Linked DNA regions of Homo sapiens: region 1 is linked to region 2. A link is a loop called in an ENCODE intact Hi-C map of the cell type or tissue named here. Cell type or tissue: dorsolateral prefrontal cortex. All regions are shown on one strand. Links, peaks and the distances in the headings refer to the core of each region. The heading gives the core; the rest is flanking DNA. Region 1 overlaps LOC101927314 (a long non-coding RNA gene). Region 2 overlaps KLHL32 (kelch like family member 32).

Region 1 (9,980 bases), core at 1,220-9,219, 330 kb before region 2:
GAAATATATAGATCATCACTGATACCTTAAGATATACCTAGAAACAAACAACATTGAATGCAGTAGCATTATCAAATATCTAATAAATATGGTATTTATATTTAAAAGTACATGGTCTCACAGGGTACCTCACCTAAAGCAATGCAAGTCTTCTCATTTTAATGGATAGGGATGATGGGGTGGGGGTGGAGATTGGGGGTTGTTTGGTAACCAAAGTGACAGCCTGTGAGATAGAGGGACCAAACACAGAAAGATTTTTAAAACTGGAAATACAGTTTACATTATATTTGTTGTGCACATATATTGACTACTTCTTGTCAGTGAGAGGAGCATTTATCTAAATTATGGGTTAGCCAACCTTTTCCGGTCAAGAAAGAGGAACACACTACATGGTGCAGTAACACCAGTGCCACCACCACCCAGCACAGGCATTGTACCTTACAGTCTACAGAGTACTTTTAAACTCACACACTCTCTGTATCTTTGTGCTCATAAGACATGCTCTGTGAAATAGTTAATAGATATCACCCTTACCCTCATTATGCAGATGAGAAAAATAGGCTCAAAAACACTAGTTTATCCAAGAAACCAACATAACGTGAGAAAATAATTTTGCTTATGTTTCTATACCACATTCTGAAGTCCCATTGGCCTGACCTGGCCTGTTTCACACTGACACTCATTGTAACTTAGCTGTTCTGCAAGTTGAGACCACACCATCTTCCAAGGTGCACACTACCTCTACACAGCACAGTGATGTAGGTAAACAATTGGTTCCACTACTTTTTTTTTTCCAGTGTCAGAGTCATAGCTCACTGCATCCTTGAACTGTTGTGCTCAAGCGATCCTCCCACCCCAGCCTCCCAAGCAGATAGAATTACAGGCACAAGCTACCACGCCCAGCCCCACTACTTTGTGATTAAGAGTAACCTTTCACAGATTATTTTGAATTCCAGTTCCCACAGCTTATAATAACAAGCTTGCCAATGGCTTTGAAAATTAAATGAAATTCTGTTTAAAAATTGTGCTGCCAATTATGAAATGCTACAGAAAATTTCACCCATTCAGTTGGTCAGCTACAAATATTTAAGTGTCTTCTGTGTGTCAGGTACCGCAAATATAATCATGAGCAAAACAAATATAGTTTCTCCCCTCCTGATGCTGAATTATGGTTACTAGTCTGAATGATGATTATTAGTGATCTTAGGCTGATTGGTGTACTTAAAACAGAAATCTGTAATAAAGTAGCATTTTCATAAAAGCAAGTCCAGAAGCAAATTGAGTAACACAAACAGCATAAAATGTGAGAAGATATTTTCATATATTTAATATAATAGCTTGATGATTATAGACTGTGTCTTGTTTAAGATGCATGGCAACGGAAGCACAGCCATGTACAGAATAACGACATTTTGGTAAATGATGGACAGCATATGAGACAGTGGTCCCATAAGATTATAATACATATTTTTACTGTACCTTTTCTATGTTTAGATACACAAATACTTACCATTGTGTTACAATCACATACAGTATTAAGTACAGTAACATGCTGTACAGGTTTATAGCCTAGTAGTAACAGGCCAGACCATATAGCCTAGGTGTGTAGTAGGCTATGCCATCTAGGTTTGTGTAACTATACCCTGTGATGTCCGCACAATGACAGAATTGCCTAAGGACACATTTCTTAGAATATATACTGACATTAAGTGACACATCACTATATGTGAACAATCTGGAAACAATTCATAGATAAGCTACAGATATGGTTAATTGGTTAGAAAATAATATCTATAGAACAAGTTTAAAGGACCAAATTTGTTATCCTAAAAGACAGAAAAAAATCAAAAGAAGCTTAGTAAGAGTTGTCAGGTTAATTCAGTTATGTAACTTCTGCTTCTTTCCGTCTCCACTGAGGACAAGTGCTCAAATTGAAGCATAAAGGTAGTCAGATTTGTGGCGGGAAGGTCCTACTGTAAGACTTTTTAAATAATTGATTGCCAAAAAAGAGAAAATTTTATTTCCTTAATTCTTTGAATAAGAAGTGACATTCTTTTGTGTCTGAAATTGTGTGGATATGTGAAAATAAACTCTAATTTTTCAAAATCCAGAAATCCCTGCTACTTTTATTTGGTGTTCATTTCCCTATAGTTATGTAAAAGGATCTACTATCTCTCATTTAAATTTATTCTGAAAGAGTGGGACAGAGAAAGAGGAGCTGAATTTAACAATTGTCTTCATTTTTATGAAAGAACACCACATGGAAATTAGAACAATTGTTCTACATGTCCTTAGAGGCCAACGCCACAAGGAATTGGCTTAAATGAGAACATGGAAGATTTGGGTTAGACAATTCCTAAGTACTAGGCAGAGAAGAGTAGAGCGGGTCAGCAAGCATATGTTTAACATTAGTAGGGTTGGACGACTGGGAACAGAAGTACCAAGTGGGTTCTATCTTGAATGGAGACATCTGCTATTCTAAAAATATAACTTTTTAAGGTCCAACTTAAATCTGCTTTTGAGTAGATTTTCTACAGTGTCAACTCAGTATCGTGGATTTAATTTTTCCTTCTTTTTTTTTATTCTTCCAGAAAATAGAAATATCGGTAAATTTCTCTCGGATTCCACCTACTAACCATCAGAGAAATCTACTATTTTATTACTATGGTATATGATAAGACACTTTAAATATTAAAACTAAATCTATTATGTATCCATAATGTCTACCTCAGCAGTTTTTGGACAATTGTTACGTAGAAATTTCATTTAGATTCTATTTATTTATATCCCACCTCTTTTAAAAACTGATTTGAGATAGTTTTCAACAAGATGTCATAATAAGGTTAAAAAACAGATATTAAAAAGTTAAGAAAAAGACAACTCAAGTGTCTGCTTTCTAAGTTGTTGTGCTTGACCTTTAAACCTGGCTCCTGGCACCCAGAGCATAAAGAGAAATGCAATATAATAAAGACTATTATAGTTCACAGTGAAGAAGCATTCCAGTTTCTAAGGGAGAAAAGCTTCTTATAACACTAGATTACTGATTTCAACTTTTCTGAAAATAATATGAATATATATACACCGAAGATAAATCAGAGAGTATAAAAATATGAAACATACTTTTTAAAAAAAAAATCAGAAATCCTGCCCTCAGAAACAGCCATTTTTATCACTTCAGTGTATTTCCTTCCTATCTCTTTTCTGTGCATTCTACCTACTTTAGTTCCAAGTATATAATTTTGAGATTTGTTTGATTTGCTTAACATGAACCTTTTTAATGATTACATAATGTTTAATTACATGGACATAGTAAACAAATCATTACTTTAATGTAAACTCTTCAGATCATTCATAAATTTTTACCATTATAAATGGTATTTTATTGACCATCTTTGTATAGAAACGTTTATCTGCAACTCTGACAATTTCCTTTAAAAAATATTTCTAAAATTGAAGCTACTTGATCAATGGCTATAAACATTTTAAAGATCCTGCTGTTAGAGACAATCCTTGGAGTGATACGTATGCTGCTATATAAAAGAATGAGGAAGATCACTATGAACTGATATGGAATAACTTCCACAACATTTTGGTAGATTTAAAAAACAAGGTGCAGGCCGGGCGCGGCGGCTCACACCTGTAATCCCAGCACTTTGGGAGTCCAAGGCAGGTGGATCACCTGAGGTCAGGAGTTTGAGACCAGCCTGGCCACCATGATGAAACTCTGTCTCTACTAAAAAAATACAAAAATTAGCTGGGCATGGTAGCAGGCACCTGTAATCCAAGCTACTCAGGAGGCCGAGGCAGGAGAATCACTTGAACCCAGGAGGTGGAGGTTGCAGTGAGCCGAGATTGTGCCAGTGCACTCCAGCCTGGATGACAAGAGTGAAACTCCGTCTCAAAAAAAAAGGAAGCAAGATCACATATGTGCATTTTTCTTATTTTTCTTTCTTTGTTACCTTGAAGGAGTCATCTTGAAGGGGCTTCTACTGGCCAAATCTGGGACAATGAGTACAGTAATGAATTATAAGTCATTTTAAAAAATTGGAATTAATGAGTCTATACAGACAAATAAGAAAGAAGGGAGGCAATTTGCTTACAATAGAATGCTTAGGGCCAGGTGATAAATGTAAAGGGGGTACTGGAGTTGAAAATCAGCATTCTACAACCATCACAGTAAAGATAGGAACTAACAAAATGATCAATAGGTACTAGGTTACAGGAGAATTTTATAAAGAGTAGAATATTTTTATGTTCTTAAAGTGTTTCTACACGGGAAAAAAAATAATTACATAATGAAGAAATCAGACCACTTTTGACCAGGTAAATGAAATGAACATTGTCAAGGAAGGGCAGATGGACATCATGTGCTTCCAGATGTGATACTTTGAGAAAGCCACAACATCACATAAAAAGCATTTCAACAAAGAATGTATAATCAGAATCTAATGAGGAACATTAGACAAACACAACATGTAGAATCATGTATTAAAGAAAAAGAAAGCAGCTATACTCTTCAAAGAAGTCAAAGTCATAAAAGACAAACTAGGGCTGCAGGACAGTTCTAGATTAAACGAGGATGAGGAGACATGACAACTAAATGCAACAGCTGATCTTAGACTGGATCTTGTACTGAAGGGGAATAAATCAATATAAAAGACTATTGAGTCAACTGACAAAATTATTAAATGAATGGTAGATTAGATAGTAAACATCATTGCATTAATGTTAAATTCATCAAAGCCAATAACAGTACTGTGGATATGTAAGAGAATATCCCTATTCTTAGGAAATACATACAGAAGTGTTGAGGTCACGATTTTTGTATCTTAGCTTCAAATGGTCTGCAAGGTAATTATAAAGCAAATGGGTTAGAATATTAATAATAGATCTAGGTAAAAGTCATGCAGGTGTTCTTTGTACTAATTATATTCTTGTAACTTTTTTTAAGTTTGAAATTATTCACAAGTAAAAAGTTTAAAAATTAAAATAAAATGATTTTTCCAATTTGCTCACCCACCAATAATAATTATTGAAGATACTTCCTTCATTTCTTCCTTATAGCACAATATTATTGTTTTTTGTAATCTGCTATTTTGACAGGGAGAAATAGTATCCAAATGTTCATTTATTTGTTACTTAATGAGGTTGAAATATGTCCATATATTAGCAATTTATATTTTTCTTATTTGTAAATTATTTTTTGTTTGTAAATTATTTTTTTATTTCTAGGAATTATTAAAAGACTGTTCTTTCAAATAAGCTACATTGAATCATGAATATGGTGAACAAAATCTTCAACTACATTTTTATAGAAAATTCAGAATTGAATGTTACAAGGCTTCTTCCTTCAATAAATTTAATAATGTTGAAGTATGATTGACAGGAGGTCAAAGTACATAGTTCCCTTCCAGAGAACTTCAGTTTTCATTCCTTTAAAATACCCATGCACTACAGGTAGATTGCCACTAGGTGGGAGTAGTGCTCAGTGAAGCAGTGTAAGCAGCCAGAGCACCTCGATGTGTTGATATCCAAGCATTCATTCATTCAACAAATCTAGAAGTCTCTTTTCTAGGCTGCTGGTTCTTTGCACCCAATTCCTCACAGATTTAAAAGCATGTATTATCAGTATTTTAGTCAGAGATAATTTCTTTCTTAAAAATTATTTCAAAAAGAAATGTAATTATTATGTGAACAAGTATCAATACACTTTAAATTTTTAAAAGAAATTAGAATTCTATGATACATGATTGATATCTTACCTCACTACATATTAGCTGTCCAATTAGCAGTTTACTCTAACTCTACAGACCCCAAAATGGAATTTACTATATTTCACCCTGGACTCTTTAATCTAAGATCAATTTCCCCCTAGTTGGATTAGTCATCCCTCTGATTCTCTCAGTTTAAGAAACAGATCTCAAAGCAAAAGAGGTGGCCTACACCTCTCTAATGGTTCCACTAATGCTGTTCATCTCACACTCCTCAAATCTACTTTCAGGTAACAAGGCACCAAAAACATAAGAAAAGCATTTATGGCCAAGGAAGTACCCTTCTTCCTTTCTGGACTGGTCCCTCTTTCTCCCACTCAAAAGGAACCATTTATCTAATTTTTATACATAAAATGTTTACTTCGATTTTCTTTATGACATTGCTCCTTCCATCAATAACTTCTTCATTTAAATATAAATAAAATTAGCTACTAATGAACAGATCTAGTACTTGTACCATTCAGCAACAGGACACTTTTTAACAAGACAAAGAAATTCAACACTTAAACAACTAGAGTGAATAACAAGAGGTTTAGAAAGTGGCAAAAAATTACCTCATCATACCTTGTGTTATCCGCATTTTAATATAAGTAGACCAAAAAAGTGTCATGAGACTTTAGGGAAATATAAATAACAATTTTCAATTAACACTTTTGATTCTGAATCAAACAGCAAGCAACCTGTGATTTTCCTTACTGAGAGGTTTCCTTTTGAAAATTATCTCCACTCACCTTTATGTCTTTGTGTGTTCTGCCTGTGTGACATATATTTAAAAATCAGTATCTATACAATGAATGGGATTCAGATTTACTATTTTCTATTTTGTACAACACATGTCTGCAACAAAACATTATTTGCCTATATATGTGTATGAGTTAATAATGAGTTCTCAGGACGCTTGACTTCCTTAACCTACTTCTGCTCCTCTATGTCATTTTCCCTCCCCATCTCTTGCTCCCACATCCATTTCCCTCCTCCCTTCTAAGCCTCTATTCTCAGTTGTCTCTCCTCAACCTTCTGCTCTGAGCCTAAGACCTCATTATCTCTGCCCCAAACATTTGATAATCTCCTAACTCCCTTCCTTCTATGATCTCATCCCACAAATCTAAACTTAACTTCACAGAAACCTGGCCCTATCACTCAAAAGTCCTCAGAATTCCCATCACTTAGAAATAAAGCCTAGATTCCTTAGAAGGAAATAAGGTTCTTTGTTTTCTGATCTCTACCTTCCTCTGAATAGTGTCTTCCACCTGCAATTTAAAATCCAGCAATTCCTAATTAACCCAAGTTCTCTAATCATATGATTCATCCTTTCACATCTCTAGAACTTTGCATGAAATTTTTTCTTGTCTGGAATGCTTTTGACCTCACACTCCACAGCCTTTTGGCAAACCTTTATTCATTCTTCAAAGCTCAATTCATTTGCTTTCTCCCTGAAGTCTTCCTTATCCCCCCGCCCTGACCCAGCTTTCCTTCCTTTCGTCCTTCTGCTTTCTTTAATATCTTATCATTACTAAAATATTTACAGATTAAATTAGCCCTTCCATTTCCTTAATTATATTTTATGCATGGAGGAGTCATGAAAAGATAGACATTTAGTAATATCAGTCCCCCAGGAAAATTTTTCAAAACTTTTAAAGCTATGTATAAAAATAGTGGCTGGGTGTAGCGGCTCAACCTGTAATCCCAGCACTTTGGTAGGCTGAAGAGGGAGTATTGCTTGAAGCCAGGAGTTCAAGACCAGCCTGAGCAACGAAGTGAGACCCCTATCTCTATGAAAAATAAAAAATAGCTGGGCATGGTGACACATGCCTGTGGTCCCAGCTACTCGAGAGGCTAAGGCAGGAGGATCACTTGAGTCCACAAGTTTGAGGCTGCAGTTAGTTATAATCACTCTATTGCACTTCAGCTTTGGTGAATATAAATATATTAATATGTAATAAATATAGTAATATATTTATTATATTTATATCGATAGATAAACATGTATTTATGTATGTAGATCTTTTAACTATATATGTAGTATATAAATACATATAATATATGAATTTTTATATATATATACATAAATATATAAATATATATAGACTATATATATAGTCAAAAGATCTACATACAAGTGCACTTTGATAAATTTTGCATATTTATAAAATATTTAGGGAAAATGTTGATTAGACGATTTATTTCAACATAACATTAAAATCTATGTCCAAAATGCAATTCCTATAGGTAAAACAAATCAAAAAAGCCTCTATAGTTCCCCAGATCTGCTAATTCTCATTTAAAACATTTAATACAAGATGTCCTATGATAGGAAGATTCTATTCAAGATTACAGTACCTTCTATTCATATGCATAAAATAGGATGTGCAAAAATGAATAAAGAATGCAATGAGCATATGTTTATGTATCATCAGATCAAAATAAAACATTACCTATATAGTGGGAGTCCTACCCAGGGCCCATTCATTGACCATACTTCTCTCTCCCATCAAAATGACCACTGTGCTGAACTAGTTTGTTTCATGCTTTTTAAAATAGTGGGTGTGTTTGTGTGTGTGTGTATGTATGTGTGGGTTTCACATGAACATACGATCTAAGCAAGTAAGTGTTTTACTAGGGCTGCTTTTTTGATGCTATTTTTTAACGGTTTTAAAAAAGAAAACACAAAGAAACCTATGTGCCTGTCATAGCTCTAGAAATTGAGGTATAGATGGAAGTCACTGAATCTAATATGTAAACAAAGACAGCAATACTTGCTGCATTCATTAAATCCACCATCTTTTTCTTTTCTTTTCTTTTCTTTCTTATGCAGACATTCTGCTAGGTGCCCAGAAGACAGAGTGGAACAAGACAGGGCTTGCTCCACTGGAGCTCACAATCTGACAGAACATATATAAACATATAATTATAATACAGTATGATGTGGGAAGGCCAGGATTAGAGATAAAGGATGGATAGAGGATGGAAAAACGGACTACGAGGATGTAGCAGGAAATGCTCCCTGAGGAAAGCAAAATCTTGGCTTAGTCCTTACAAGTTAGAAAATTTCCAAATCCAATAAACAAGAAGGCTAGTAAAGGAGAAATAAAGGTAATTAAAGCCTATTAACTTTCTGATTGAAGTTCAAAATTCTTTTACTAACACAGTTGAAATTTGAGTCCTAAAAGTTTTCTGAAATGAGTGTCTCTCAATTTTAGATCCAAATTAACTACTTGTAAATTAGAACCCATTCACCTTTATCCTTAGGTGCTTATATATATGTAAGTCTGATACACTTGAGTACATAAAGTTCTATATCTGTAATTGGGGACATAAAATACTCAACAGTCTCACAAGTAGTACAAAATATTTAACTCAGAAACCCACCAGCTGCCAATACAACCTGTAGAAACAATAACTGAAAAAAAAAAGAAACAAAAACTGGCATAGAAGATCATTCCAATAAGAAGACCCAACCTTCTCCTGTAGAAATAGGGCCAGTTTCCAGCCCCTCCCTGGAACTAGACCAGACTATAACAAGGAGGTTTGAACAGCACCAAGGGTCTAGCCTAGGCTTCATCCACAGAAGCCCTAGCATACTGTGTATAACCTGTGTCCAGTCCTGAGCTTGGGATCATCAGACAGCCCTAAAAGAAAGCTAGGTTCCCAGTGACCTTCCAAAGCAAAAGTGGTCCATGCTGAATCTTCTCCACCCTTCAACTCCACATCCTTCAGAACCGCTCTTCTCTTCAGGTTATCCTGTGTCACAAACCAGAAATCTCAGACTCATCAAATTGTTCCATACCCATTTGCCTCACTCATGAATTCCTAAATGCATTATATTACACAAAACACACAATTGTGTATGTGTGTGTGTGTGTGTGTAATTGCCCTCAATGTAATATATTTTATTCTTACCTTGATGTTGACATAAACTCCTGGAATCAGAAAATAAACCTAAAGTATGAGCCCAGCTTACCAAAAGGGACCTCAATGGCAATCTTCAAAGATGAAAATACAAAATATACATATTACCACTGCCTCAAACCATTAATCAATGATCCATTGATAAGTAAGAGTTTTGATCATGTTTGGATTTATAAGTTTCTATAGCAGTGAATGAGGTCCGAAATTATAAATCCCTGCCTTTATTCCTGCCTCTTGCAATCCTTTTTTTTTTTTTGAGACGGAGTCTTGCTCTGTCACCAGGCTGGAGTTCAGTGGCAC
Region 2 (9,980 bases), core at 1,337-9,336:
TTTCAAATTTCAGAGGCAGAAAGAAAGTGACGGTTCATTTAATTATTTGTGGCTTCTAAAAAACAATGTATGCATTTCAGCAAAATCAAAGAGAAGTGGCTAAGAGGAAGAATATCTTTTACAGAATGGTGATTATTCCCCAAAATTTCAGGAACAGATTTGTCCAATAGGTTGTCAATTTGAAGTAGGCAGAAAATTTGCTGACATTTCCAGAAATGAGGGAAGACAGGGGTGAGGGGATTGGGTAGGAGGATAACTGTGGAATTAATAGAGGAATTCACAGGTGAAGCACCACATTATATCGGCTCTGGTTTATAGAGCACTCACCGATGTAGGATACTGTGTTTGTAAGATACTTTGCATGCACTATCTCATTGAATCCTTCAACATCCCTAAAAGGTAGACTGTATATAGGATACCATATCTGTATTTCACAGATGAGGAGTTGGGGGGCAAAGAGGTTAAGTAACTTGTCCGACATCACACAACTTTGGGACATAAACTTATGTCTTGGGGAGACAGATAAGTAAATTAACACAAACAATATGGCCTCCCAGAAGATTGCCCATAATTAAAGAAGAGGAGGAAGATATAATTCCAACTGAGTAGATTGATCAGGCAACTCTGGAAGAGGAGACAATGTGAGCCAAGTACTTGAAAGTTAAATAGGAATTCAGAAGGTGACAAAGTGAGGGAAAAATAATTCACAGAAAAGGAGGTTTCGTATGAAGAGGATTAGGTACAGGGAAATGCACAAAGTTCATAATGACTGTGGAACAGGCATTGCACATGGGTAGTAAATTGTCAAAAAAAAAAAAGCCAAAGAGATAGCACATTTCATAATAAAGACAGGCCCTGTGTACCAAATTAAAAGGAGTGAACCTCATCCTGAAGACTATGTGAACCACATTCATCATAATGAATAATTTTAAGCAAGGATATGACATGATCAGGTTGTGATTTTTTTAAAAAATCAATCAAACAGAATTTTTCATGGATTAAGAAAACTTTTCAAAATCTATCAAACAGAATTTTGGAATTCTGTACTGGAATGGGGCAAGAGGGAAAGCAGGTTCATCAGTTAGCAAGAAGTTGCTTTAGTCCATAAAATAAGTAATGTGGATCTGATTGAAGACAGTAGTAGTGGAAAGAGAGACAATGAGAGAGATTTAACAAGTTAAGGGGGTGGGGCTGAAAGGTCTCTGTGTCAGTGTATGTGGGGCTCAAGGAGATGGGAGATTCTAGGATGACTCCTGGTTTTCTGGCTTGGGTTCACACTCAGAGAGGTCATGTGCCTGAGAAATACCCAAGCCGAAGTGTAGACTAGGCAGCTGGCCTGGAGCTAAGACAAGCTGTCCATGGGGTACAGTCAGAATAGGGTACATTATAGAGACAAGAAATAGAAAGGACATGGTTCTGCAACCAAAAGATGGAAAGCTAGCTTGGATTTTAGGGAAAGAAATTGTTTTGTGGACCAGACAAATAACTTAGATTGTCCAGTGTTGATTAGCATTAGACTACAGGCAGGGAGCGCAGCTGAGTTATTGCAGGGCAGTCCAGGAAAAATAGTCCCAACCCGAATGACGTCAATGACAAGGAGGAGAAAGAGAAGGTAGCATATCTGAGAAAGATTTAAATGGCTAAACCAACACTATTTAGTGGAATTCATGAGGTCTTGGCAGAGTGTAAGATTATGCCAAGGTTTGAGTGACTAGAAAGATGATGGTCCCTTAACAAAGACAGGGAGGATGAGGAGGAACAGGTGTGTGAGACTGGGCAAAGGCGAATTTGGGCAGCATGTGGCATATCAAGTGAAATGCTGGCTGAACATACAGGGCTGGAGCTCAGGAGAGAGGGCTGGAGTCAGTAACCCTCCCCAGATGCATGAAAGAGAGTGATAGTGAGCAGAAGGGAAGGGTGCCCATGCAGAGCTCCCATGCTTTGAGGGACAGTCAAGGAGCTAATGGAAGAACACTTGTAAAGGTATTGAAAATGAGTAGGAGGAGAATAGGAGAGAGCCCCGAGAAAGAGAGGAGCAGGAAAGAATGCAGCTCCCGGTGTTTAAATGCTGTAGAGGAGTCACTTAGGATACCACAAAGGCCTGCTGCATCAGACAATAAGGAGGCTTTGGTGACCTTTGTTGGAAGAACTTTTGAGGAGTAATGAAGGCAGAACACTGAGTTCAATGGGCCTGAAGAATGAACAGGAGGTAAGGAGTGAAGACACTGGGTACAGTTGGGTAGTGAGGGCAAGGAGCAGCTGCGGTAATGAGAGATGAAGAAGAGTGTCTCCTGCCTTATTGATCCTATTTATAAACTGAAAGAAAAGTGCCAGTAAAGTAGGAGAAATCAAAACCAGAGGAAACACAGGGCGTAACTGATGGAATAAGGAGCAGAAAGGTGGTTTAGCTTCAGGAAAGAGGAGAGACATTTCACCATGACTAGAAATATTTACAGATGGGTGGGTGGGAGAATAAATATCTCAAATGAAACACAGATCTTCTTTTACACACCCCCCACCAATTTCCAAGTATTAATAATGGAACTCAGTGAGATTGATGTTTGTTTGTTTTGATTATTGATTCTGAACTCTAGCATGAATAAAATCCTGGAAACACTTCATTTTTAAGAAGAAAAATGCATACTGAAAGTGATTTTAAAATCACCCAGCTGACAACAGTTAGCTTAGGTTTGAAATGACTAATATTATTAGTGAACTCTTTCAAGAGATATTCTTTCAGGAGAATCTTTCTCCTCTTTAAAATCCTCACAAACGAAGATACAGTCAATCCTACATTATCCATATAACAGATTAAAATGCTGAAATGACTTCCCTGGCCAGCCAGTGTGCCTCTGGGCTGTCGCTTCCTGACATCCTTTAGTGTGGGCTTAGGGAATAAAAGCCAACATAATAGCATATGAAAAAAATTAATTGGGACCCTAAAATGGCTACTGCAGATCTTATGATGCATTTCAAAGCCAAATATGAATGTTATTTGGCAAATATGATATTCTGGATTACCCATGCCAGATAGCAAATACTCTTGATTAGAACAAATAATTACTAGTTGGCTATGATTTAATAGGTCTGATACATTTCCACCCTTTTTGATCATTTTCGCTGATTAAAAATAATCCAAAAGATTAAACCACTTGTAATATGTTTTCCAAACTTTGTACTTTAACTTTCTCCAAACACAAAAGCCTCAGCTCTAGTGAACTATGGAACAGCACTCAGTGCATTTGATTATGAGTATATTAAATATATATGTTGGTACAATCATTTGTCTTCTCTAATGTGGGAAAAAATGGTTCAGTGTTGAAGAAAAATGAACATGAGTTATAACTTCTCCTCAATCTTGAGGAGAAGTTATTGTCTTCAGAACACCCACTATATATTATGTATTTGGGTGATACTCTTAATTTAATAATTAAAATTATAATAATACATTGTTTAGAAGAGATAACCTCCTATAAGTCATTGTAGTATTACTTAATTAAAAATGATAATCTATTATAATACTGTAAAATATGTGAGCTCCTCAGTGTCAAATTTAATCCCCGAAGAAAGTATTTTTAACAAAAAAATGTATTCAGTGGGCAAAACTAATGAAAGGCTGGTAGTATATTTTTCCTACTATAACATAAATTTTAATATTTAAAAAGCAGAGAAAAATTACTTAATGGAGGCACCTTTCAATCCCTCAGTACATAATGAACTCCCACGATGTGAAGGGAGGGAGGGTATAAGGCATAAAATCAGTATAAGGTGTGATCCCTCTGCTCGAAAGCCCCACAGTGTAACTGGAGGTGGTGAGACATTTTCCAACTACATTAAACCATGTGCAGAATGATGCAAAAACAGCACTCAGATACCTTCAGCCCTGATGTAGGTATTTCAAGAATCTAGTGCTTCTCAGAATTGAAAGTGGAAACATAGTTTCTTACTGAAATTGCCATTGGTACAAAAAAAAAAAAAAAAAGGAACAAAATCACCCAGAATTCTCCTTAACTCCCTAGTGAGAGAATAGCATTTTTTAAACCTTTGTACCTTAACTGAAGAGAGAAAATAACTAATTTTCACTGTAGCCCACTTAGTGTAAAATTTAACGAAGACAAGGGATGCTGAGTAAACATCAGTTACAGAGAAGGAGATTTAGGGCAGGACCCTTTCTCCCTCCTGTTCCCTTTATGTTCCTCCTTGGCTTCTGAGTGAAGAATAGTAAGAATTTGGGCTTTGCTTTACTCGATGATCCACATGTGCACGCTGTAAACAGAACAATGCCTTCAATCTGAGGAAATGATCTTTCATGCTGTAAAAACAGAAAACAAAACAAATGCAACAGACCCCCCCCTTCTCTGTTTCCCTTACAATGATAAAATGCTCTACCTATCGCCCTTGCGTCCCAGCCTCTCACATCCCAGCAGCACGCCTCCTCTTGCAGGTCACGTCTTTCACATAAAAGTGCTAAACTAATGCCGCTTAATGACAAATTAATGTCCATGAATAAAAAATACACCTCTAATAGCATAGAGTAATTTGCCATTACAATATCATCATTGGACATGCCCCTGGTTTAATACGATGTATTTAATTCATAACCTAATGAGTGATATATAAAAAGAGGGAGATGAACCCTGCAATTACATTTATGTGAGTCTGTCACCTTATTTGTAAAACCTTAGAGTCATTTACATTCAAATTAGAACAAATGAGTGATTTCACAAAGTGTGCTGATAAATGACCACAGCAGCCCAAGACAAAACTGTATTTCCTGTGAACACATTAACAGTTTCCTATTATTTGTTAAAAATTACAGTGCATATTGCCCAGTGTGGTGTGAATAATGACTTTTTTACTGATTAGGTCAGAAGACTAATATGTAGCAAAATAAATAATTTTTCTTTTCATTATTTTTTCTGATTTTTGCTTTAAATTAACTACTGAATTCTGGTGGATTCACACTGCCACCTGCTGTCTAGCAATAGATATTAAACCTATATTCCTATCAAAAAGGGAGTTGCGTATTCAGTACTTTGGTGGTTTTATTTGAAAAGTCTACATGATGGTTCTGTTTATCAATACATTTAAATTGCATATTATTAAAAAGACAATGATACTTGGTGCACATAAAGAATGGTTGTTAATAAAACAATATAATATGCTTGGGCAAGGTGATACAAAATGTATAAACTTTTTTTTTTCTTTTTTGGAAAGGTAACGGCAAAAAAGAGACATCTTCATCAAAGCTTCTGATGCATCACTTGCAGGAGATGTAACACAAAATTCAGTTGCCAATATTCCTGATCTTATGGCATTGTGCATCAGCAGAGGTGATGGTGTGTGTATGTGTGTGTGTGTGTGTGTGTGTGTCTGTATGAAGTTTTCCCCATTCCTACCCCTTGGTACAATCTAAAGGGGACTGAGAGGCTCTGCCCGCCACTGAGGATATCTACCAATGAATCTTCTCCCCTAATGGCAAGTCCCAATATGAAAACTCTGCCTTAGGGCCCAGAACAAAGCAGGCTAGGAAAGGCACAGTGGCTGGAGATGAAGCCAGGGAGGAACAGGCCTGGCCTTGAAGATGAGGCTAAAGACTTTTGTGGGAGAAATAATGCACCTGAATGATGATCAGGGTAGCTAATGAAAGTTTTCAAGCCAGATCAACATCCTAGTTCTGAATTTAAGTTTCTCCATCTGTAAAAAGAAAACAACACCCACCAGTGTTAAGGGGTGACTTAGCAGTGGAAATGGGAGTCCCTGCAAAACACTCAGCATGGATAGGCCCTCAATATATGTGGTTCCCTTTCTTGGGAAAGATAGTGATGGTCTGGGGGCCATGGGTTACCACAGATTGAGGCTAGAAACAAGCAGACTGCTCAGGAGGGTACTGTAACCTATAGACAAGATTAATGGGAGCCTAAAGAAAGGCACCCCCCCATCAATTAGCATTAAATACATTGCCCAGCTTTCCTTTTTCCCACACACATGCTTTGAGAACCTGTGAGAAGGCTAATTAGGGGGCTAATTAAATAGCTGTCCTCATTGACACAGAGGAGCACTGCTCCTGCCATGTGGGGTTCCTTTTCTCAGCAGCCTGCCAGAGGAAATGAAAGAGAAAGGAGCCCACACAGTGCCAGGTATCCCTTTCCTTTTCAGGAGGGCAGCAGCACCATTTACATGTTCACAGGAACTGCAGGATGGTGAGGCTCAGGGAGCTTCCACCAACGGTTTCCCTTGGAGCTGCTTTGTAGTGAGCACTGGAGGGCAATGGTATATTTGAGCCGGTCTGCCCTTCACTCCTCTGGCAGAGAAACCAAAGAAAGAATGGCATTTTAAGAACAACAAAACAATACCAGACATCTTAGTGAAGAGAGCGGTTTCAAAAACTCCTAGTTGACAAAGTACCACACAAAGATAGAGAATATATCAGCATTGATTGAAGGGGCACAATTCCTGGGTACATTTTAAGCACTGGGAATTTTTCACATTAATAAAATATTATTTTTATATACTCAATGAAATAGTCCCACATTAAATTAAAAATCAGTTGAACAATATTACCAAAACACAGCAAATAGATATAGCTATGGAGACTATATCAAAATATAAAAGTAGATTGAATTGACCCAGTCTGTGATTTTTATAATCCTAAGAGAGAAGCAGGGTATATATATTTTTTAAAGGCTGAAATAAGGAAGGTTTCTACGTCGACATGATTTTGATACTCATATAGTCAAAATTTCCTTCTACAAGTTTGACATCTTGCAATAATCACAGATAAAAAGAAAAAGTAAAGTTACATGACAAAATGAAAACATTTGTGAAAAGTCAGTGAAAATTTCAACCACTATTCAAGAAGCCTGAATAATAACGGTCCACAAGCATGTATGCATGCTACACTTTTACCTCAGCACAATAATGAAATGCAGAAGTTAAATTCCAAAGTATACAAGTCACTTAGTATCTCAACAGATCACCCATCTGATGGGATAGAGGAAAATACCCATGGACCTTTAATGTTCATCTGGAATTCTCACTTACAGAAAATTATAGGCTTAGGTATACCCACACACCCCTGCATATACACACCATTTATAATGTACATCATGATAACTAACGCTCTAACCAAACTGTGTCAGCATGCATCACTGATTACTATCTGCCATGGGGAAAGTGAATCAGGTGATGATGCGTAAAGCCCAAGTTGCAATATTTGATGTAGAAATGTCAAATAAAAGTAATTTTAATTTCACAAGTCAAACACACACTTTTGAAGTCTTATAACCTTTCTACATGATTCCCATTTGCTACAGGCAGAAAGGGATTAAAAATAGCTTTCCTATACCACGTAACAATATTGAGAGGAAAAGAAAGGAAAATAAGGTAAAAAAAAATCATTAACCATTTACTGTTAGATTAAATGTGCTCAAATAATCATAAGAATTCCATAAACTGTATTTGAATTTTCCTCAGGTGAACATGGCTGACCTTCCTCACACTGTCTCCCTGGGAAGTGCTGGTTCCTATTTTCCAGGGTTGCTGGGAAGATTAAATAAGATGCTAGATGAGAAAGAGCTTTGTAAACTACCTAAGAGGTAACAGAAGTCAATGATAAAAGTATACATTTAAAATTACAGAAAGTGATTTAAAAGGAAAATAAAGTAATTGGGCAGGAAAACAAAACTTTTCTGCTCACTAATATCATGTCATATGCACAAAGATAGTGGAATTAAATTGTGTGATGAATTTATTATTTCTTCAAATTAATTTTTTAATGCTATAATAAATGCAAGTGAAGGTGACACCAGTGGGGGAAGTGGGAGGATCCTAAAATTGCAAATTAGTTAGTAACACTCTATAAAGTCCAAGAGACTCATAGCCATGCTGTCTGCCTAAGATGCCCCACAGACTCCTACCTAACAAGAAGTTTTCATCCAACCAAGAAATGGTCTTTGGAATCAGAACGTCCTACCAGCCATATTGCCTCAGACAAGTTGGATATATTTTGAGTCTCTGATGTTTTAGATCTATAAAAATGGGCAAAGTTATTGTGAGGACTGAATGTGAAACAACTGTGAACACACAGTCAGTGCTTGGTGTTCGGGGGTTTTCTCTCCCTCCTTCTCATGGGGCCTTTCCTGACCAGCAAATCAGGGAGGAATACGCACATTACTCATCCCTTCTCCGGCATTTACTGCCTGGGAAGTTCACATGGTAATTAATTACATAGGACTTTGTGATTTACTAGATACTGTTACTGAAATCTTCAATGACTATTAGACTTTTCTTGCATTTGTGATTATTTCCATAACCAGACAATATTGCTTCGGACTAGGACTCCTTTTAGCGACACCTCCCCCGGCTCCTGCAGGGAACCCTGTGCATGGTCACTGAGTTGATCGGCTGCTCAATGGTCGTGGGGACCTAAGGTGGGCAGGACAGTGGAGGAAGACTCCTGCTTCTGTGATTGGATGCAAGAGCTGCAGCCGCCCTCCTAGGAACTTCTCAGCTTGTGTCCTGGAGAAACTCTACTACCACAGCCCACACCCCACCCCCACTTTACCTGTCATTCAGCTCCAGTTGTTGGGGGCCAGCTTATGACTGTGGGGAAAGGAATGTGAAGGGTGTATGAGCAGGATGCAAGCTCACATACCTGGATGAGATAGTGGGAGCATAAATTGAGAAGCTCCAACAGCTGTAGGTGACTGCCCGCTGCTAGCACATCCTGGATCACACCTGGCTCCAGCAAAATCTGTTTTGTTTGTTAACAAAAATAAAACTATCAGTTACACTTAAAAATATAATGCTGCTTAATATGTAGATATACCATAGTATATTTAAATTGCTGCTTTACGTACTCTATTTCAATTAACACTGTTCCTTTTTATGGAAGTCAGTTCTTCTCTTCCTGTTCTGATTAATGAGCTGTGGCCCTTACTCTAACAGCCAATTTTTCTCTTTACTGCATGTGCTGATACCATTTGTGTGTGTGAAGCTCTGCACTTAACCACTTATTTTTTTGTAGAAGGGTATAAACATTTTCAAAGAAAAACATAACCCTCTTAAAATTCAGTTTGTGATATAATCTTATAAAATGCAAAAGAACTGAGTTTTAGTTTTTCAAAGTATATTTCAGAATTTTGCTCTTTAGTAGACCACAGAAACAGGTATTTTAGGGAAAGGGGCATATGTTTCTCCTTGCCATATAAGACCAGAGGTGGATATTAGTCCATTTTACTTCTAAGTCCTACAACAGTAAGCTTCATACGCAAACTTCCATTTTCCTCTTTCTCAGTCTCAGATTCTCTTATCCTTTCTATTTAAAATAAAGGAGGTTCAACTAGCATTTTCAGAATACAAAGACATCACATAGAGGTAATGCCTCCCAAGTATCCTGGTGATACCAATTTTTCACTTTGTTAAGTCCAATTATCTACCTACTGCTGCCAGCTCTTGAGCAGCTGATCAGGGCTGGAAAAAAGGCACACGACCATGTTGACAAAATTCACATGAATTACTGCCAGGTGCAAGGAGGCCTTTAGTGATGCCCCAGCCCTCCATTCTAACCCATTTCCCCAGCCCAGTGCTTCCTGAATCTGGTCTCTGGACCAGCAGCATTGGCATCACCTAGGAACTTATTAAACTGCAAACTCTTGGGAGCCTCCCAGACATACTGAATCAGTAAGTTTCAGGGTGAGGCAACTAGTGTTTTTAACAAGTGTCCTGAGTGGCTCTGATGCACAGGGAGGCACTAGTCAATTCACCCCTCCACTCTACTACTTCAGCACGCTCCTTTCTCAAGCCTCCAACTCCTTCTCTGCCACTGGATTTTCACTTCATGATCTTTGAAAACCTCTTACCACCAAATCTACCAACCTATCTACCTACATCTGTATCAGTACCTTTTGCTCTCCCCAACAGTCCACTTGTGTGCTTGATCCCAACCCCTTCTGCCTGCAATTCTCCCCTCTTGTTCC

The links. Hi-C counts contacts between places; a loop is a spot of excess contacts. Peaks named below come from ENCODE experiments on the same cell type or tissue, not always from the same donor. Only the 100,000 strongest peaks of a DNase experiment are listed, where the experiment ranks them.
Region 1: a loop joins it to region 2, with 16 times the contacts of the local background. A loop is called at or near these places in 63 of 110 quality-filtered maps.

Annotation. Positions count from the first base shown.
Region 1 is chr6:97,389,828-97,399,807 of GRCh38, reverse strand. The region is part of intron 1 of LOC101927314 (a long non-coding RNA gene); the gene reads right to left. Among named protein-coding and RNA genes, the nearest start is that of MMS22L, 110 kb to the right of the region's middle. In dorsolateral prefrontal cortex, for the core only: CTCF peaks have their summits at 5,265 and 5,464 (motif pointing right); a DNase peak (open chromatin) is centred at 5,497.
Region 2 is chr6:97,063,403-97,073,382 of GRCh38, reverse strand. It overlaps KLHL32 (kelch like family member 32), which reads right to left. Exons shown (of 11, transcript NM_052904.4): 5 at 8,657-8,755. Among named protein-coding and RNA genes, the nearest start is that of KLHL32, 140 kb to the right of the region's middle. In dorsolateral prefrontal cortex, for the core only: CTCF peaks have their summits at 4,934 (motif pointing left) and 4,950 (motif pointing left); no DNase peak of the experiment used is centred there; H3K27ac peaks cover 1,542 bases.